Linked DNA regions of Mus musculus: region 1 is linked to region 2. A link is a loop called in an ENCODE intact Hi-C map of the cell type or tissue named here. Cell type or tissue: heart. All regions are shown on one strand. Each heading gives the region's core, and the rest is flanking DNA. Links, peaks and the distances in the headings are about the cores only.

Region 1 (7,226 bases), core at 968-5,967, 120 kb after region 2:
CTCCAGTTGTCCCCTTCTCCTGGATGACGGGGTGCTCAGTCACCTCCTTCAGTCTCCAGTTGTCCCCTTCTCCTAGATGACAGGGTGCTCAGTCGCCTCCTTCAGTCTCCAGTTGTCCCCTTCTCCTGGAAGGCTGCCCATAGTGCTGCTTATTCCTTGGTGATCTGTTTTGGCTGATCTGTTTCTATCAGTCTGAGGCAGAGCGAAATGGGAGTCAACTAAGAAGGGCCTGAGCTTATAGAAGAGCTTGCCTCTGGGCAGGAGTTGGCACTGTGGTCGTGATGGTAAATCTTGTCCCTCTGGCCTTTCAGCTACCCTGCAGACAACCAAAGAGGATCTGTCTTGGCTGGACCCAAAAGAACCAGCATGGTCAGCCCAAGCCATCCACCCCCAGCTCCTCCTCTGAGCTCTCCGCCAGGTCCCAAGCCTGGCTTCGCTCCTCCACCTGCCCCTCCACCTCCACCTCCCATGAGTGTGCCACCTCCACTACCATCGATGGGATTCGGGTCTCCTGGGACCCCTCCACCCCCATCACCTCCATCTTTCCCTCCTCACCCTGATTTTGCTGCTCCTCCACCACCTCCCCCACCACCAGCAGCTGACTACCCAATGCCACCACCTCCTTTGTCCCAACCGTCTGGAGGTGCTCCTCCGCCTCCTCCTCCCCCTCCCCCTCCAGGGCCCCCGCCTCTCCCCTTCAGCGGTGCTGATGGCCAGCCTGCTGCACCACCACCACCACCACCTTCTGAGGCCACCAAGCCCAAGTCTTCATTGCCTGCTGTGAGTGACGCGCGCAGTGACCTGCTTTCTGCCATTCGCCAAGGTAAAGCCAGGGTTGGATCTGAGGACACGCACCCTTAGCTGAGATGCTGGGGCAGGATCTTGACCCTTTCAAGGAGACAGCTTTCCCAGACAACTGAGAGATTAGACCTCCAGGTCAGGGTGGGACTTCCCTGAAAGATACTGGGATTGAGAGTTCTTCCTCTATTTGTTGATTGTGAATTACTTTTTAAGCTGGGACCCTAGAATTCCTTGAAGTAAGCACGTTATGTGTGTTTACATACATCTTCTTGGGAAAAGATCCCCAGATGAAAATGAGTCACTGTCCCATCGGCCAACTTTTCAGCCAGACTCGGTTGCAGCTGTCTTCTCTGCTCTCTCATCCCTCCCTGCCTGCTCCCATTTCTTCCTATCTTTTTCTTTCTTTTCTCTCCTTCCCTTCTCTTCTTCCAGCCACCCATCTTCCCCCTCCCTCCTCTCCCCCCTCCCCCCTCCCCACTCTCCTGTCACTCATTGAGATCAGATTTGGTCGGAGGGTTAGGTGTGGTTTGTTCTGTTGGTAATCCTCCAAGCCCCACTGTAGCTAGGGCTGAGCACTTGCCTGATGGGGGTACTCTAACTTCAGAAGCCTTGGTGCTCACAGCCAGGCAGGACAGCGGGCTTCCTTTCAGAGATGTCCACAACCCAGAGATGCTGATTCCACAGGACCTGTCTTTCCTTTTTTTTTTCCCTTGCTTCTTCAGGAATCCATCTTTCTCTGTCCTTTATAATCCTGTCCTGATGATACTCAGTCCCAGAGGGTTGTGAGACTAGGGCTGTGCTTCCTGCCTAACCCTGCTCCTCTCCCTCCAGGCTTTCAGCTGCGAAGGGTTGAAGAGCAACGGGAGCAAGAGAAGCGTGATGTGGTGGGCAATGATGTGGCCACCATCCTGTCCCGTCGGATCGCTGTTGAGTACAGCGACTCGGAAGATGATTCTTCTGAATTTGATGAAGACGACTGGTCGGATTAACTCCGCCTGCTGCCCACATTCCTCTTTCTAGTCCTCCCACCTGCCTTCCTCCATACAAACTAACAGTCTCATGGGGGGAAGAAAGCAAGGGACAAAGAACTGCAAGGGGCCAAAGCCAAAGATCTATCCGAGTGCTTCCTTCAACTGACCATATGCTTCTTCCTCGTGTCTGCCTGCGGGCTCCTGAGGGTCCACAGCTGAGCTGATCCATCTTTCCCTCAAGTGACCGTATCTAGTGACAGGAAGGGAGAACCCTACAGTAGATCCCTCTGCTTGGGTTTCAACTGGAGATAGTGCCTTCCCCTGATAACCATTTTAACCCATGGCCTTCGTCAAAACCCTTTCATTTAGCTACTTCAAATAATGTTATCCACCTCCTGTCTCACAGCAGTGGGTACAGCCTGTGTGGGCGCAGGTGGTCCCTTTTCTGTGCCCTGACAAGTAGACTGGCACACTCCTGCCCCACACTCAGCCTTCTGCAGCAGGTAGGCTTGCTTCTGTTAGCTCTGCCTGGATGCCTTTGTTCCAGAAGGCATCAGGCCTCTAAAGACTGTCTCACAAGTGATGCCCTTCTGGAGACTGAGGGTGTGGCCTTCCTCCCATGCTCTCTCTGGGTGAGTGTGGGGTCTGGGTGTCCTTTGCATTCCCCTCCTCACCCCAGGTGCCTTAAGACAGCCCAGTTCTAACCTGATATTCATGACCAAACTAGCCCTGACACTCAGGGACCTGGGCCTCTGCTGACTGTCAGGAGCAAAACTTGAAGGTGTGGCACCGCAGGACTGGAAGAGAGTGGAACACCTTGGGTCCTGCCTGTTCAGGGTACTGAGGCCAAGATGAGAAGTGACTCTCTCAAGGTCACACAGATAGTGATAGAACAAGAGCCCAGGCTTCCTGTTTCCAAGTCACCTGTGTTTCCTGGGACCAAATAATGAGCACCTGCTGGAGTCTGGGCAGAGCAGCCTGGCTCCCTTCTACCCCAGAGCTCCCAAATGCCGGCCTTGCATTTGGAGGGTTCATGGCCTGTGCGGGGAGGTGGGGGGGGGGGGCTCTCCGGTGCAGCTTTAACTGCAGCCGCTCTGGTAAGCCGCTCTTATTTCCCCTTCTGTCTGCAGCCAGTCATGTGGCATGGGAGCTGTGCTGGGGAGGCAGTGTAGAGAGGAGCTGTGGGGCAGCCAGCCTTGGCAGGTGCAGTTTGCAGTTCACTGCAGCTCCCTCCCCCTTTTGTTTCCTCAATTTAAGCAGAGGTTGTGCCAGCTGTAGAAACTTCAGTCCCTCAGGCTGGCAGCCGCTGCAGGTACCTGCCTGGGGGGGCCTGGCAGCCATGGAGAAGGCTGAGAGGCAGAAGGACACGGGGTCTTCCTGCCTCACCACCTTGCTGTGCATGATGATGCTGACCCACCCCCTTTACCTCCCTTCCCAGAACTGATACACGGGTGTTATTATTCAGGAAAAAAACTGAGCAGCTCTGGCCAGCAGCAAGGTTTCTTCTCTACTGCCCCAACTATTGTGTGGCCTCTTGTGCTGAAATCTCTGGCTTCAGAGCCTGAAACAAAGAGAAACAGGATCTGTCTCTACCCAGCACAGCAAATGGTTGTAGTAATTGCCAAAGCCCTCATAAACCCCTCCGGCTTGAGGAGAGTGCAATCATGGCTCTGCTGCCTGCACTTGCTGGGTTCCTCCCCTCTGCCTCCTTTCTTGAACTCAGAGGTAGGGACTAAGCACCAGGTGCCAGCAGGCCCTCCTGCTGTGGCCACTCCAGAGTGCTCCGTGTCTCCATGTGTCCGTGGCCTGCCCCCCCCCCAACCCCCCAAATCCAGTGTCTGGCACCGGGTTTGGCAGTCAACTCCATGCTGTGCATGTTTCCCACCCCGTGCCTTAGAAGCTGAAGGTGCTTTTTCATCAGAACCTTAACATGGCTGTTGATGGTACCCTGGCTGCAGCCCAGCGGGGGCTGGAGAGGCAGGGGAGGGCAGTGGTCCTTCCAAATAGAAGTCCTGGGGCCTGGCCAGGCCAGGGTTTGGGCCTAATGGTTTTTACTAAATTACTCCCCTCCTGCTCTCCGAGAAAGGGGAGCCAGAGCCGCTCACTGTGGTTCTGTTCCGACCTTGAAGGGGCGGTATTGGCCTGGCTTCTGGAATGGACAGAGTCCACCAGGAAAGACTGGGGGCGGGAGGAGCTGGGGAGGGGCCCTGTCTGCGGAAGGTAGGATTAGATCATTAGCTCAGTGACCTCCTAGGGTTTCGATGTGCTGTGTTCTCATCCTACAGCTGGTTTGGTAATGATCTGCAAGTCCCGGAGAGCAACAGCACAGCTCCGCCTGACGCTCTCATTAAAATCCATGCAGCCAAGCTCTGCGCTTTGTAGCAGCCGGCCTTGCAGAGCCTCCTCAGCTTGGGGGGCTGGGGACCCAGTCAGCTGAGAGGTCCTCTAGGCTCTACTTAGGCATATGTGTACCCAAAAAAAAAATTTTTTTTTAAGCATGCTTCTTTTAAACCCAGAGCCCTTTAAAATAATAAAGAACCCAGTGCAGGTGGGTGTGTTTGTGGAATCCCGTAAGCGTAGAATACCAAGTTTAGTGACTATTTAAACTGGGCTGAGGCTGGTAAGACTATAAAGCAGTGGCCCATAAGGACTCTTAAGCGTGAGGCCAAGGAGCCACGTCCCTTCCCAGTCTGCCTGGCCCAGGGGGGCTGCCCCCATTCCTGGAGCCCAGGGGCCCAGCTTGCAATTGCTAGTGTCAGGAGTGACTTGTAGCTTTGCCTTGGTTGTGAAATGATTTCATTCCAGGGGAGGGGGCGGGGGATCCCTTGGAGGCTCAGAGCAGCTGGCCCAAGCTGCAGCTCGTCTCCAGTGGAGGCTTGAATGCCCTCAGAAACGACCCTGGCCAATGTCACCGCAGAGCCGAGGCGGTGTTGTCAGGGCTAATGTGAAATCTCTTCCCGTGGCGCCGATCCTCTGACTCTATAGCGCCAGCTTGGACAGATTGAGGTCTCTGTGGCTTTGGTGACCCTGCTTAAGCATTCCCACCGTGTCCCTGTTCTGCGCTAGCACTGCCTCCTGCTGCAGCCCCTGACTTGACCTCAGGGCCTGGGGAGGGAAGCACCATACCAGGGCCAGGAGCTCCAACTCCGACGTGTCAGCCTCTGGGGGAGGGGGGATTAAGCCTTGAGCTTGGCTGGTGCCCATTGGACCTGGGACCAGGTGTTACCCAGAGAGGTGCCTCTGCTGTGCTTCCTGCCTCCATCACTTTCCTAGGGCCTCCGTGAGGGCTGAGAACAGCTCTGCTCTGCTCCTGTATTATTAACTTGCTTCAGTTAACTGACTTGAGAAACTAACCAATTTTTACCTTCTGCCTAGAATGATGTACACATAGGAGAGAAAGCTATCATGTTCCCGAAGTGCCTTGTTTTCTCTGATAGAAATATATTTATAAGGACCTATTCCAATAGGCTCTTGGTGTTTCCCATATCAAGATTTCTGCTAGCTAATGCATAGAGGGAATACTGTCTAAAAATAGACCCTTTCTTCCCAAAGGTTGGGAGGTGGGACCTGAGCAGTGGAGTGAAGCCACACCCCACAATTTTTTATTTATTTTTTTATTTTTAGATAGGGTTTCAGGTAGATCTGCAGGCCTTGACCTTACTATATAGTTGAAGATGGCCTTGACCTCCTGACCCCTGCCTCAGCCATGCCTGGCTAGGACAGCCAAATTGTTGTTGTTTCAAGTCTGGTTTCATTTGCTTCCCTGCCGGGTTTATTGTGTGTACCCCATTTGTACTCCCAATAACCTGAAGATTCCATGTAACTCTTATGTACGCGCATGAATACTTTAAATGCCAACCTTTTCAATCATTTGATAAAGTCTTTGTAGTCACTCAGTCACCTTTGGTGTCTGTGTGTGTGTGTGTGTGTGTGTGTGTGTGTGTGTGTTTCGTGGGAGAAGGTAAGCAACTCTGCAGGCCACAGGTGGGTGAGGGACTCTGTAAGGGGTCCAGCATGGGTGGGCTTCAAAGGCAGGAGGCCTCTGGCTAGTTTGTAGGCACAGGTCCCCTTCTGTGAGGACAGCCCTAGAGCTGGCTGCCCACAGCTCCTTGCACCAGGCAGGAGAGGCGCACACTGAATGCTGATGCCGCCTTCCAACATCTGGCCGGCATCTTGTCTGCCTCACAGACCCAAGCAACTTACCTTAAATAGAACCGTTCACAATGGAATCCGATAAAAAGGTTTTGGACTGCTCCAAGCCCCATCTCTTGCCTGCCTGAGGAAGACTGAGGGGGCTGGGTTTGCATTCTGACCCCCCAAAATGACCTACCCAGGAAGCAACGGTTGTTGGAAGCACAGCTGTGGGTTACTGTCCCTAGGGGTAATTTATGAGCAGACACCCAGATCCAGGCCCAGTAGACACAGTGGGGTGGCCCGGGGAGACGACAGGGAGCAGAATCGGGGGGTTTGGTGAGGGGGGCGCCATGGGCCGTGGGTCACCACGCCTGCTGTTCACAGAGTCACCCACGGGCATCGCGGGAGAGGGGGCAGAAGTTTTTGAATTGTCAGCAAGTGCTGCGCCAGCCACTCTGAGCTCATCGCTGGAGGTGGGGTGCCGGGGAGGGGGCACAGAACCCCTCGCTCCCCTCCCGCGCGGCCTGTGTTTAGTCAGCACTTGGCCGCCAGAGCTGGTGACTGACAGGCAGCCAGACGCCCGCCCTGGCAGAAGACAAAATGGTGTCGGAGCCGCCCTTGGAGGAACGGGAGGGAAGGAGTGTGGTTCTGGGAAACTAGAGGCCTGTGCCTGGATGCTGTCTCCACTGCTGCCACACAGGGAAGAAAGCCCTGACACTGTGCGAGTCGGTTCGCCTCCTGGAACTAGGGAAAAATGGACATTTACCGGAGTGCCCACTACCTGCTATAGGCAGCACATGCGAAGTGTGCGAGGTCCCCAGTGGACAAGAGAGGTGCTTTGAGCTGCCTAACCCTGCCTGCTGCTATGCCATTTACGCTGCTCAACGATCCACCCCGCAGCAGGCTGAGGAGTGCCAGTGTCTAAGGTTTCCGCTCTGAGATCTTACCTGCCGCACCTACCCTGCCAGTGCTCAGTTTTACAGCTGCACTAACAGGTGAGGGTATTTTTGTTCTTTGGAGTCAAGCAAGCTTGACTGAGGCCCCAGCCATCTTTGACCTTTGGGGCAGAAGAAACCTGTGCCCTTGACTACTTGGGAACAACACCGGTTCCCTACGTCTGGGCTCCAAGCAGGTACATCCTGCCCTGTTCACACATGCATGGGTTCACGTACACGCATTTGTCTAATAAGTAGCCTACAGTCCAGGCCCAGAAAGCACACTTAGACATTGTGTACAGAGCTCTGCTCTTATGCAAAACAAGGACACAAGTCAGCACACAGCTACAGGAGCAGGCATAATTGCAAGCACATCTAAGAGGCC
Region 2 (7,226 bases), core at 1,239-6,238:
ATATAGGTGATTGTTGGAGTGTTTGCCTATTGTGTACACACAAGGCCCTGGATTCCACCCCCAGACCTGGGGATATGGATGGTAGACAGGGTAATCGCAGTGCTTTTATGTTAGCCACTAGATCAAGTCCTCCTGGGAAGAGGTAGGGGTGTAGAGAGAAGGTCGGCCCCACTCCTAGGCACCTTCAGTAGTTACTGGGTCAGCTAGATCCCCGTCTATACAGTTTGCACAGTCTTCTCCCCAAAATCCAAGCCTCTGAGAACGTTCCTTATAACTTTATAGTATGTTATGGTTTTCCCTGGATAGCTCTGTCTGGTTCGTCACTGTCTGTCCATCTTTGGTTCCACGATGCCTGTGCTGGAGAAGTAGATGCAGTCTGTGTCCAGTCCACGTGAACTAGCAGCCCACTCTGCACTGGCCAGTAAACCATGCCCAAGACACCATGGACCACGAACCTAATGCGCTTGTTTCAACCCTACATGAGGACCCTGTCTAGGGGAGGCTGGGTTCTCCAGCAAGAAGGCGGATCCTCCACACCAGCCCTTGTGAGCTACATGAGGAGGGAGGGTAGACAGCAGGAACTTCCTTGAGGCTGGAAATGGAGCCTAACAAATGAGAGATTTCAGCAGTGAGAGCCCTACTCAGCCACCTGGGTCTCTGGCCCACCCCCACCCCAGTCCATTCTGCCCGTGGTGGCCGCCAAAGTGCTTGCTGTTCAGCATTTTTAGATGCACAGTGTCTGGAGCCCCTAAAATATTTATTGGATGAATTGATTAAAGCACATCTGTTCTTGCAGCTCCATGCTTCACACCTTTTGATTGCATCCTTCCTCTCCAGCCTTGTCTACAGAACCCCGGCTTGAATGCCTGCCATGGTACAGAGGGTATCTGGGCTTCTGTCCCAGCATCCACCTCTGCCTGAGCCCCATCTCTCTCTCTCTCTCTCTCTCTCTCTCTCTCTCTCTCTCTCTCTCACACACACACACACACACACACACACACACACACCCTTCCTGACCAGGCCGAGTCAGGAGGGAGCATGAGAGAAGTCTTTATAGGATATGCCCTCGTTTTCTTTGCCCTCACCTGGTTGCCCTCTCTTACCCGCTGTGGTCTCCTACCTGTCTGCCCTGTCCAGGAGTGTCCCCAGCATGCCATCAGTTCCTTTGGACTGTTCACTCATGTCTGATCATGTGAGGGATATGGCAGGTGTATGTGCACATGCATGCACACATGTATGCATGTGAAAGAAATAGACTGCAAGAAATAGCCTGGAAGAACCAAGAGAGGAAAGGGTGGTCCCCTGAACGTGGTGGTCGGTGCCTGCCTTTAATCCCAACACCCTGGAGGCAGAAACGTGCACTCTTGACTGCCAGACCAGCCAGGGCTACATAGAGAAAACCCTGTCTCCAAAAGAGAGAGGTGAAGGCTCAGTGCCTAAATCTTCAGGAAGTAATCCTAAAAGTGGCACACAGAAGGGTGTGTCAGGGAACCTGTCGACACTCTCGGGACCAGGTAGCTTTCAGAGGGGAGGCCTCCTCCCTGGAGACACATCTATATGTGTAATAGTGTACAAATGTGGAGATGAGGACTTGTTACCTCAGGACAAGATGAACTGGAAAGTGGGTGGTATGCTCACAGCAGATTGGGTGTCTGCAGATGAGAAGCCTGTCTAGTCCATCAGCAAGTTTTGTAGGTCTCTGTGTCCAGCAACAAAGGGGGGGGCTCTCAGAACCAAAGTTCAAGGCACCGATCCTGAAAAGTGGAGGAGCCCCCCAGACCCTGAGGTCTTTGGTCTCAGTTGGAAGCCTCCTGTGACCCTTCACTGAACCTCTCGTGGTATTTCTGCCTGTCAGGTGTAGTTTAAGCCCCACAGAAATATCTTACACATTGAGGTACCTCAAAGGCCTGCAGTAACATGAAATGCCAGAGAAGTAGCTTGGTCTTCAGGCGACTGATTTGCCCTTCGACCCTTGTGTCTGGAACACCTAAAAGTCTCATCACTTGTTCAAGCCCTTGCTTTTCAGTAAGAGAACTGAAGCTCAGAGAGGGAGGGGCCTCCCTCTCCATCTTCCGCACCTGACACTGAAATCCGTTTCTGGAGGCATAGACCAGGGAGCGGAGGTCGAGCCTTAGCGCATGCCCTAGCAGGAAGTGGGTGTGGTACACAGTTTCTTACCAGGAGTGTACCCTCCCTTCATAGAGAGAATGGTTCTCTGGGCAGCCAGATCTCTATATGATCCCTAGCACTTTGAATCTCTGCCCAGGCAAAGACCACCGAAGTCTCTAAAACTGCTGGAGTGTGAGGGTGCAGTGGATGTGGTTCTAAGGTTCCTCCTGGAGCCACTAAGTAACGCAGTTGGTGTCCTGGGGCCAGGTGCATACTGGAACTGAGGGTTCCGAGGTGTACCACACACAGGTCCCTGCTCTAGCAGAGCAGCATGGGGAATGGCAAGTGCTCTGGTAGCTATGGTAACAAGGCCTTCTAAGAAGGCATCCTATAGGCATGTGAAAGCTGAGGTGGACACTCTGACATGCTGACCAGCCGTAGACCTTTCACAACGCTGCCATTTGTCCACACGTGTGTGCCATCCCAGCATGCTGAGTGAGCTCTGAACTCAGCAAGTTCAGAGCTACAGTCTTCCTTCCCAGTGAGTGCAGGGTTCCTCCTCGTCCTGAGCCCCACAGGCCTTGCCTTGGCACAACCCTCTACCTGCAGATGACCTGGATTAGGACGCGTCTGCTTTGCTGTCCCTCCACGTCAGCAGGCTTTTTAGGGTGGATCCAGAGCGACTGTGCTCTCTGCCTTGTTCCTAATCCCTCAGCAGGGCTGCCTGGCACCTTAGCATTTGGTTCGGTTTTCAGGACTTGAGTCTAGCTAAGTCTGCAGTCTGCCCAGCATAACATCCTCCCTGCACGAAGAACACCCCCACCCCAGCCTTTGATTCTTCCCCACCCACCACCCTCCCCCAGATTCTGCTTGTGCCTCTGGCTGGCCAAGTCCTAGAAGCTGGGAAGGCAGTGGGAGGGAAGGGTAAGGTGCTCTGGGCAGCTTAGCAGAGGGTGAGAAAGCCTCCTGCTGCCTGGCCGCAGGCACCATGGGAAGGAAGGTTCTGGCAGGAACCGCCTGCTGGGCTGAGATCACCATGGAGACCTGGCTTACAGAGGGTCACTGGCAGTGGCTAAGGGCTGGTGGGGGTGGGAGCGAGGGGGATTTATGCAGGATTTGTGCTCTAGGCCCTTGGGGGAGCAGGCAAAACTGGGGTTCTTCATCACTCACTTTGCCAAGTAGTTTGCAGGAGCCCACCCTCTCTCCCCGTTAGTTACCCAGAAGATTGTTCATCTTGGCAACTGTCCCTCAACTGCAGAGACGTCAGCTTCTGGATTGAGGCCCCCAGTGCTTGCTGAGCCTGGCACCCCACATGTCACGGTCCTTTCCCTTCATCTCTGCAATTGGTCGAGCTTGTCACCCTAACTGTAGAGAGCTGACATTCATCCCTGCAGCACCTCTGCTCCCAAGAGCTGCTTTTCTGCTTACTGCCCCAATTGTGATGCATCTGTCACCTTACAGACTCACCGGCTTGTCCTCCCCGCTACCCCTTACTGAGGTACAGATCTGATGTCTCAGGCCTCACCAACCCTTTTGCTTCTCTCTGCCTGGCCTCATCACCAAAATGGGGTGCTTCTCCTTCCCTGCAGGAGCCCACCTGGTGCCCCTGGCTCTCAGGGGTGTCCTGGCTAGTCCAACCAGAGGACAAAAGTCATCCCTGGGGCTGATTGCCCAGCAGACAGCAGCTGAGGCTGAGCGGAATGCCAATGTGGTCCTGTTGGAGAGGCAAGCCAAGAAAGTACAGGGAGAGAGGCTTTCTGTCGCTGCTGCCTGGCTCCTGCGGCTGTGGGGGAGGACAGGTGGCTCACAGAGGAGACTTAGAAGTCAGTTTAGCACCCCAGCCCTGCTCCTCTTCTGGGGGAAATGGTCTCGCACTTGGGGGTGGGGAGCCAGGATCCCAGACCTCTGAAAGGCAGGCAGTCTAACGGCCCAGGGTTCTGGGAATGACCAAGCTGGTCCTGTCCTGGCTATATCTCATCCCTTACAGCCACAGCTATGGATCTGGGTGAGGGGGTTGGGCCAGACTGGTGGTCTGCGTAGAGAAGATAAGTTCCACACACGTGATCAGAACTGTCTATGGAAAAGAGGTACCCGAGTGGCTGTGGGGACTGGGGAGTTTGCTAGCTTCAGGAAGGCAGTGAGTGTCTCCACCAACACAGATGGCATTGTGTTGGATGAGTTCTTTCTACCTTCATCTCTCTCTCCTGGGAGCAGAGTGGGTGAGGGGGCCTAGGAAGAGAGGTGGCATTCAAATAAATAGAAGCAGGCTTTCACCCCTTGTGGTGCTCCGCCTCACAAGCCTCTGTCCTTGGAACTTCTCTCACCGTGGAGGTTTGGAAGGCCTGTCTGGCCCCAGGAAAATAATAAAAGTGATAGTTTTAGTGATTACATATCTGTGTTGACTCTTCCTCTGTCTTAAACCACTGGATTCAGCAACAAGATCTAGGCTGGGTACCCCTGTTGTCCCTGCTTTACTCTCCTCTGATGTTTGGTTAGTTTTGGTTTTCCCAGACAGGGTTTCTCTGTGTAGCCCTGGCTGTCTTGAAACTCACTCTGTAGACCAAGCTGGCCTCGAACTCAGAAATCCGCCTGTCTTTGCCTCCTGATTGCTGGGATTAAAGGCTCGCACCACCACTGCCAAGCTTTGGTTGGGTTTTTAAAACAGGATCTGTGCCTCCTGAGTACTAGGATGATACTCCTGCTACAGCTCACCTGGTTTATTCCATACTGTGGATCAAACCCAGGGCTTCATATATGCCAGTCAAGCAGTCTACTAAATGAAATCTGTCTCCAGCCCAGACTAACCTCAGACTCTCAAGATCTGCCTTAGTGTTGGGATTACAGGTGTGGGCCACCATGTCTGCCTTCCTAATATCCCCCTTTTAAGCTAGGCACAGTGGCAGGCACCCTTCAATCTTAGTACCTAGGAGGCAGGGGCAAGTGGGAGCTCAGTGAGTTGAGGCCAGCTCTATAGTGAGCCCTGTCTGGCAACAACAAAAGGCTTCCGATGGGTAAGCAGCTCTGAGAGTCACAGAGCTTTGAAATAGTGGCACTGGCTTGTAAACTTAGCTTTCTTTCTCTAACTCCAGAGTCTAGACTCTAGTCAGTCCTATGGGACCTGGCACCCTCCTCCGACCCATCATTGTTTGTGTATGTGGGGTTTTTGTTTTTCTGAGACAGGGTTTTTCTATGTAGCTCTGGAACTCGCTCTGTAGACCAGGCTGGCCAGCTTCTTTAGTCCCTCTCTCATCTCTCTGAGCATTTACAGATGAAGAGATTGCACTTGTAATTGCAGCTCTCCGGAGGCTGAGTCAGGAGAATCAGTAGCTCAGACCTAGCCTTGGTATACAGCAAGTTTGAGGCTAACCTGGACTACGTGAGACTAAGCAGAAAGCATCACCAAATTAGGGAACTGAGCTTAGAGAACACAAGGCAGGCCCCAAGTCACTGGGGGGGGGGGGGCTGTCTTGAGAAGGAACAATGGTAGTTAGCATCTCCAGAGATTTGGTAGGAGCTGAGCCAAGCCTTTTCAGCTCCAGCCCCCTGGTCTTGAAATTGAGTTTCTGACTGCTGCTGACTTCCGCCTCTTCTCTTGTCCTTCTTTGCAGCTTTCAGAAGAGCAATGCCAAGACCCCTCCCAGCGTCCACATCGTCCTCTGGCAGGAGCACCTGCCCCTCTGCCTCCCACCTGCCCCTTGCACCCCCTGCGGCCCCATACCCCACCCTACAACCCCTCCCTGCCCATCTCCTCCACGCAGAAGCCGAAGGTGAGCCCTTTCTGCACAAAACCAGCAATTGTAAATACTTTTTAAAATGTACAAAACTTAAAAACAAAACACAGTTTTAGAAAAAGACAAAAAAAAAGAGAGAGCGAGAGAGCGAGCGCGTGTGCAAGAGGTTGTGAGCGGGGCTTCGAGGTGTCCAGAGCCCCTGCAAGTGTGCACTGAGAAATTTATCTACAGGTCGTTTGACAAAAATGAACAATATCCTATTTATTGTATATACTGTTTTATTATAAATTGTGGATTGTATATTGCATTCTGTAAACCTGCTGTGGTCCCGTGGTGTGCAAATTCGCATGGTGGGGCGGGAGGGAGAACCTCTTTTGGGAGCTTTTTTTTTTTTTCTTTTTTCTTTTTTTCTTTTTCACTCTTGGGTTTTCTCTTCTGTTGTTGTTGTTGTTTTTTGTTGGCAGGACACACCCAAAGATCCAAGTTTGTATTAAAAAGAAATGAAAAAAAGCAAAAAAAAAAAAAAAAAAAAAAAAAAAAAAAAAAAAAAAAACCTTGTGTCTTGTAAAACTGGGGACAACAGCCACTGGTCCTTCTGAGAGGAGTTGAGACCTCAGGATGTTCCTGGGTTCCCTGCCTCTGAGTCCTGCCACCTGCCTGTGTTTGAGTGTCATCTCCCTCCCTGCAGCCTCTGCTCCCCTGCCTCTAAGCACTCCCATCCCACTGCTTAGAGCTTTAAAGATTTGTTTATTTTATTTATGTGTACCAATGTTTTGCCTGAATCTATGTTTGTGCACGGCATGTGAGCTTGGTGACCTTGAAGGTCAGAAAAGGGCATGGGATCCCCAGTTACAGATAGTTACACACTGTCATTTAGATGCAGGGACTCAAATCCATGTCCTCTGCAAGAGCAGTAAGTGTTCTCACCAACAGAGCCATTGCTTGACACGTCCCCATTTCTGTCCTACATCCTGTGGCCCCCCAGAGCCACTTTCCGTCCCCTGAGGAGCCCCATGGTAAGCTCCGTGTCCATCTTCTTCCTTTTGGTGCCCTCATCCCACCTCAGGTCCCAGAGCACTGCCCCTAAATCTCTTCCTTTGTCCTGGCTCTGGCCATTAGGCCCCAGGGCTCAATCGGGATTCTATGAGGCCAGTCTTCATTTTACTGAGTTAGGTGTCTCTATGTGATCAGACTCAGACCCGCCTGCCTTCATCCTTCGAGAGCTGGGATTACAGGCATGTGCCACTACACCCAGCAATATCAATCTTTGAAATGATCCACAAATCTTGTAGGACTGGAGTGATGTGACTTCCAGGCACAACTTGAGTAGTCCCCACTTCTGTCCATACCAAGTCTCCCTATCTCCAGCCCCAGTCTGCTCATTTA

The links. A loop is a pair of places that touch in the nucleus more often than their neighbours do. Peaks named below come from ENCODE experiments on the same cell type or tissue, not always from the same donor. Only the 100,000 strongest peaks of a DNase experiment are listed, where the experiment ranks them.
Region 1: a loop joins it to region 2, with 2.8 times the contacts of the local background. A loop is called at or near these places in 4 of 42 quality-filtered maps.

The regions. Positions count from the first base shown.
Region 1 is chr4:133,194,085-133,201,310 of GRCm38, forward strand. Wasf2 (WAS protein family, member 2) reads left to right here. Exons shown (of 9, transcript NM_153423.6): 8 at 312-823; 9 at 1,633-4,246. The coding sequence ends at 1,790. Mir7017 (microRNA 7017) reads left to right here and starts at 1,571; the gene lies at 1,571-1,632. In heart, for the core only: no CTCF peak of the experiment used is centred there; DNase peaks (open chromatin) are centred at 2,967, 3,957, 4,727, 4,897 and 1 weaker place; H3K4me3 peaks cover 1,316 bases; H3K27ac peaks cover 3,489 bases.
Region 2 is chr4:133,071,270-133,078,495 of GRCm38, forward strand. It overlaps Ahdc1 (AT hook, DNA binding motif, containing 1), which reads left to right. Exons shown (of 7, transcript NM_146155.3): 7 at 5,718-6,841. Among named protein-coding and RNA genes, the nearest start is that of Gm26615, 8.6 kb to the right of the region's middle. In heart, for the core only: no CTCF peak of the experiment used is centred there; DNase peaks (open chromatin) are centred at 3,162 and 3,882; H3K4me3 peaks cover 764 bases; H3K27ac peaks cover 2,407 bases.